Linked DNA regions of Homo sapiens: region 1 is linked to region 2. Evidence: chromatin loops called from intact Hi-C (ENCODE). Cell type or tissue: CD4-positive, alpha-beta T cell. All regions are shown on one strand. Links, peaks and the distances in the headings refer to the core of each region. The heading gives the core; the rest is flanking DNA. Region 1 holds the start of LINC02764 (long intergenic non-protein coding RNA 2764). Region 2 overlaps BCO2 (beta-carotene oxygenase 2).

Region 1 (2,913 bases), core at 248-2,747, 340 kb after region 2:
CTGGGCCCTCTCCCCCGGCCCTACTCAGATGGAAAGGGAAGCGGAAAAGGACTTTTATTGAGCACCTACTTGACAGGCTCCTCACTGGCCATTCTTCCTGCGCTCATACACTCTCCTTACCAAATACTTTGAGGTAGCTATCATCATCTCCAGCTTTCAGAGGAAGAAAGTCAGTCATAAAGAAATTAACTCACTTGCCCGCGGTCGCCTAGCCAGTGAGTGGTGGGTCTGAATTAGATTCATTCTGTCTGCCTCAAAGCCTACCTCTTCCAACCTCACCTGCTGACTCTCAACAGACCTTTCTGTACTTTGTCCTGGGGCAGTCAGGGCCAGGGACCAAGTAGTCACCCTCAGGGAGCAGGACTCCTTGCCACAGAGGTAGGGGAATGCTAAGCACAGGTGAGGATTTCCGCCTGCTTTGGAGACTGAGGGCAGCAAGGCATCCTGGGGATTGCCCTGTACCTGTAAGCTCAGGTCTTGGTCCTGCCTGGGGTCAGCCCCCCATGCCTACCCTCTCCCACCTCAGCCCCCTATCTGTGGGTGCACCCATCTTGTTCCCCCTGCACACAGCCTAACTGGGCTCTGACCCATCAAGGAGCTAGGTGCAGGGCACTGTGCTCTAGCCCTTGTCCTCTAGCCCCGGGCCACAGGGTGTGTCCCCATCACTCACCGGGGAGCCAGTGCCAGCCTCATGGCCTCCGAGCAACACAAACCACCCACTGTGGCTGGGGCTCCTTTCCCAGTCCAGGATAATCATTTCAATGGAATGTTTTAAAGAGTCCTTTTCTAAATTAAACTAATAAATGGGATAGTAGCCGAGAGGCAAGAAGGGTCTCTGCTTAACATTGAAATAGAAATTAACCAGAAGGGGGAAAAATAATGTCCCCAGAGGTTATCAGGAGGCGATTTGAATCCTGTTCCCCTGTGGATGGAGTCATCTGAAGTCTAGCTGGGTCTGCCTGCTGTGAGGACCTCAGATGCTAAGGGGAAAATGAAGTCAGCTGCCACAGATGCCCCAACTCCCAGCTATGAGAAAAACTCTGGAAGGTGGACTTCATTTTCCATGTTTTATTCAAGATTTTTTTTTCAGATATGTCTCGTGCTCAGACTCTGAGATACCACAAAAGCATCCAAACCCAGCCTGTGACATTCACCCTCGTTCCTACCACCTCCCTTGCTGAGGAAGGTCCTTTGACTCTTCTTCCAGAGGAAAAGAATAAAAAATCAGAACCCAAATGGCTATGGAAAGGGCCCTCTCTACCCTTTCAGCTGGGACGGGTCATGGCCTTGTTCAGTGCCCACTGTGGGGGCTCTGGTTCCAGGACTGACTCAGGGCTACTTCAGCTTCTATCTGGCCATCTGACCGGGGTGGCATTCGAGGGGAAGTGACATAGCCTCCTGCCACTAGCCGGGAAGGGCCATCAGGTGAACAGCTGCCTCTGGTTGTCTGAGACACCTCATTAAGGTGACATTGGTAGCCACCTGCAGAGGCACAATTTGAGGTGTAGCTTACCCTGGTCTCACCTCTGCCCATCCAGGCTGCTGGCTGCTTCCTCTGCTCCTGGGGAGTTGGCCCCAGCCCACCAGGACCTCCTCTCAGCTTAATGTTCTCCTCCAGTTCCCCTTCCATGTGCTGACTGAGTATGGACCTCACCCGCAGCATACAAAGGTTTGCTGGTTGGTAGGCCAGACTATCAGGGCCCCTCACCCTTCTGGCTGCTCAGGTGTGACCCCTGCTGGTGGGAGTTGAGCTGGCCTGGGGGAACTTTTCTGGGACTGGTCGCTGTAGCTTTGAGTCTGTTTCTGGCAGGAGCAGGCTCTGCTGTGTTTGTGTACATTTGTTCAATCAGTGGACACCCGGGATTCCTGAGAAAGCTCCAAAGGCAGCTGTAGCCACAGTAGAGAGATAGCCATCCTGCCCTCTGCTAGGCTGGCCTCACGGGAATCATGTCACATAGGCCCCTCCAGGCCACAATCAGGGCTCCTTTAAGAAAGGCAGACTCTATACATCAAACCACAGCACCCTGTGCTCATCGAATCATGTGATAGGTAGAGAGGAATGCCCAGTCCTAGCCTTCCTATGGGACATTCCTTCTGATTGACACCAAGGCGTAATGACTGGTAGAAATTCAGTGCATTCATTATCTCCATGGGTACGTTTTTTAATGGAGAAGGGCCTGAAGCCAGCAATGATTTGACCTAATTCCAGAGCAAAGAGTTGGTTCCAGTGTCAAGCCTGCAATGGAGTGATGATTCTAGGATAGGGTTGGGCCAGAGCCTTTCTAAGAACACCAGTGGTAGCAGACGACACTACTTACGGAGTGCTTACTGCGTGCCAGGCATGCTCGTTTAAAATGATCTGCTAGTAAGCATCTTGCCGTCGTCCTGCATTTGAATTCTGATCTGTCACCTGGTAGCTGCGGTCTTTGGGCAAGCCTCTTACCCTCTCTGAATCTTAAGTCCTTCTGGAGGTAAAAAGACGTACTTCACAGAGGAATTGAGATGATTACATTTATATGATCCTTGTATGTGCTAATCACAAAGGCACAAGCCTCCTTGTCCAGTGATTAGCACATATTCAACATTCAATAAATGGTAGTAGCTCTTTCATTTCATCCATTTCCTTTTTCTTTTTTTTGTAAAATGAGCATGATTTTGTGAGGCTAAGTGAAAAAAATATAGGGTATTAGTGCTTTGCAAATTGGAAGGGGGATATGCGATGTGTTTATTATTGATGTGATTTCTCACCCTAGGCAGTAACACACTTCTCCCCTCACTGCAACCTCGGCCCCCAGCAGAGCAGCTCTCCTACCTTCTGAGTCTGGCCCCCATCTAGCAGATGAGAGGGAGAACACATCACGCTCAGGAGCCAGACAGGCCATGCAGCGGTACCATCCAATGTTGTTCCCTCCC
Region 2 (2,913 bases), core at 233-2,732:
TGCAATTTGTGAAGCTGCCAAAGCGTTAGACAAGCACCAAGCCCACTTTTGTCTGCCTGCACCCAACTGCAATGAGCCTATGTATGTCAAGTTGGTGGAGTCCCATGGTGCTGAACACCAACTCACCCTAATTAAGGTTGATGACAACAAGAAACCAGAGGAATGGGTAGGCCTCTGTAAAACTGAGAGGGAAACCCCCGAAAAGTGGTTGGCTGCAGTTGTGCAGTAGTTAAGGACTAGGTCAAAGAATCTTAAGTCAAGGATGTCATCGAAGAGTATTTCAAATGTAAGAAATGAACAAATAAAACTTTGGCACTCATGTTTCTTAAGAAAAAACACCACAAAGCAGAATTCATAATATAACTATGGTTATAGATATTTATTTTTTAGGGCTCTTACTTGAAATAATTAAGAAAGTATTGATACAACCTTTTGAAGAGGGTTTTAAATTTCATTTATTGGATATATCTTCCTCTAGGTAATAATAAGAATACACGAAATAAAAATTCATGTATTTTGGTCATTACTGCAAGAATTAAAGAAAGAGGAAAGAAACATGAAAGGTGGCTTGCCAGTTAAGACAGGTTTATTTTAGAAAAAACAAACCCGAGAGGAGCCTTTTGGCTGAGTTAGATTAGAGGCACACTTTTTTACAGACTAAGAGTTTTTAAGGATTCAGGGTGGGAGAGTTTATTAGAGGCTTGGACTGCTTCTGTGTTTCTTTGTTGTGTTTATTTGGGAGGGAGAGTTGTGTGTTTGTTCCCATACATATTTTTTTGCAGCTGCAGGCATACCCCCCAAAGTCTGCTTTTAGCTTCCCTATCTTAGTGCACCTGAAGGGAGAGGAATGTCCTTATTAAGGCCCACTGTTTCACTGGGGCCCATTATATGAGGGTGAAATTTGGCAGTTACCCAAGAGACTTTCCCCCTACTTCCCTCTGTGCCCGTGCTGTTTTATTTGTGTTTTACTGTCTGCTTTTTCTGTTTGCTTGTAGTTAGAAGAGAAGTGATTTCCTTGAAATGCATGAGGCTAGAAAGGGAGCTGGAACTTAAAGTGGCGGTTTGTCCAAAATAAAGATGCTCCTGCTCTGTCAATTACCATCATCGGATAGGTGGATGACAGAGGTCCTAGGAGAAGAAATACAAATGATCATAGATAGTAGACTTTGAATACAAATCTGAAAAGCACCTTGTTCTTTCCATCACAGTCTGCCTGTTACCATTGGTCCTAAGGTACTCAGAAGACAGGAAGCTGGCTATATCCTGCATGGAGGCTTCTTCTAAACTGTTTTTTTCTCTGCTGTCCACAGCAGATGCTACTGCAATTGCACAACCCTCCTATGGACCACCCACTACCCCCACCCCACCCTCAGCTCGGCTTTGGGAGCTTATTTTGAGGAACATCACTAAAATCAGGCATTTATTCTAATCTCTACGTGTATAGTTCTCAGGGATGGATGACAAGCCAGTAGTGCTTCATTTAATTGGACAGCAGGTGGCACTAGAGACCATATAATCTTCACATTTCTAAACCCTGCCTGATCTTACCAACAGCCGTAGGCAGGCAAGGTCTGTCACTTAAACGACACTCTTGCCAACACCCCCAAAATCCCTTGTTCCCTTTTCCTTCAGTTACACTCCCTTCCCTCTGCTGAACACCATTCCAGGACCAGTTAAACTGTTTATGCTCCTTCCACATGGTGAATGCTCTGGAGAAGACCCCCAGACATACAATATGTGGCACCTGTGAACTCATGGTTAGGCTCTCTGCACCGTCCTGGACTAACATAGTTTCCTGTCTAATTTTCCTTAAGAGTCACTTCAAACTTCACAGACCCCATCTTCTTTAGTGATGTGTTCCATACATGCAAATGCCATGCGTGGAGCTTTGCACTGTGGCAATAAAGTAAAAGGGCTGAGTTCCATGTCTGGGTTTGTGAGATGCAGAACACAGCAGCAGGTTTAGAATGGCAAGAAGATGCCTAAACAGAACTAATGCAGCAGATGCAGGAGCAAAGAGCCTCAGGTAACCATGAGAGTGTAAGTCCCCCAGTGTTTCCTTTCACAGAAGTCCCTGAAAAGGCATTCATTGTACTTCCTCAGACAAAACATGGAGATTTGATTGATCTTCCTAGATCTGAAGGGTGAAGGAGACTCTGGATGACCTCTGGCAAGTCCATAGATCTGTCACATCTTTCCTCTGTTTATAAATCTCTATCTTAATACACAGGGAATGAAGTTCAGACATATGAAGGATAGCAGTATAATCATAAGATTTTGACCTAAGGATACCTGAATTCTGCCTTGGCTCTGCTCTGCTCTCTGTTTCTTGAAGGAGAACACAAAAAAGGATCAGTGGCATGTTATAATCTAGGCATATATGCCTGGTAATCCAAGGGAGAAAGTTCTGGTAAAATTGAGTGAGCATATGACCAAGGCCCAAAGCATAGGCTGGGCCTCTTCCTCTGCCTAAGCCCAACTCTTACCACTAGCCAGTGTCTGAGGATTCAAGGAAAGGGAGTAAGTGGTGCACAATTGAGGGGAAAAGGAAGAGGCAAATGGGCAGGTTGGGTCCTCCACAGGAGGCAAGCAGTAGGAAAACGTATGAACCAGCCAGCTAGGCCTCCTTGGGGCAGGGTGGGAGTAGGGGAGAGCTTTGGCTTGATTTTTTTTTTTTTCCTCTGAGCATAGCTCTGGAGAGTAAGCAACACCATGTGTGGTACTTCTAACACATTGTAGGCCTGCCTGTGAGTCAACAAGGCCCAACCAGTGCCTGGAAATGTGATTTAAGCAGATGAAAATTCCCTTTTTGTGGGGAGCTACAAGGGAGATAAGGGGGTGAAACCTCCTTTCGTTTATACTTAAATGACATTCAAGGCCTTTCAATAATTTGGTCCCCAATCAATGTTTCCA

What was found. A loop is a pair of places that touch in the nucleus more often than their neighbours do. Peaks named below come from ENCODE experiments on the same cell type or tissue, not always from the same donor. Only the 100,000 strongest peaks of a DNase experiment are listed, where the experiment ranks them.
Region 1: it touches region 2 in a loop (5-fold over the local background); 29 of 110 quality-filtered maps call a loop at or near these places.

The regions. Positions count from the first base shown.
Region 1 is chr11:112,554,164-112,557,076 of GRCh38, forward strand. It overlaps LINC02764 (long intergenic non-protein coding RNA 2764), which reads right to left and starts at 1,639. Exons shown (of 4, transcript NR_104155.1): 1 at 1,514-1,639. In CD4-positive, alpha-beta T cell, for the core only: CTCF peaks have their summits at 1,744 (motif pointing left) and 1,952; a DNase peak (open chromatin) is centred at 1,728.
Region 2 is chr11:112,218,424-112,221,336 of GRCh38, forward strand. BCO2 (beta-carotene oxygenase 2) reads left to right here. Exons shown (of 12, transcript NM_031938.7): 12 at 1-523. It also overlaps the pseudogene RPS12P21. Among named protein-coding and RNA genes, the nearest start is that of PTS, 6.5 kb to the right of the region's middle. RefSeq lists a silencer at 1,630-1,837. In CD4-positive, alpha-beta T cell, for the core only: CTCF peaks have their summits at 1,481 (motif pointing right) and 1,680 (motif pointing left); a DNase peak (open chromatin) is centred at 1,518.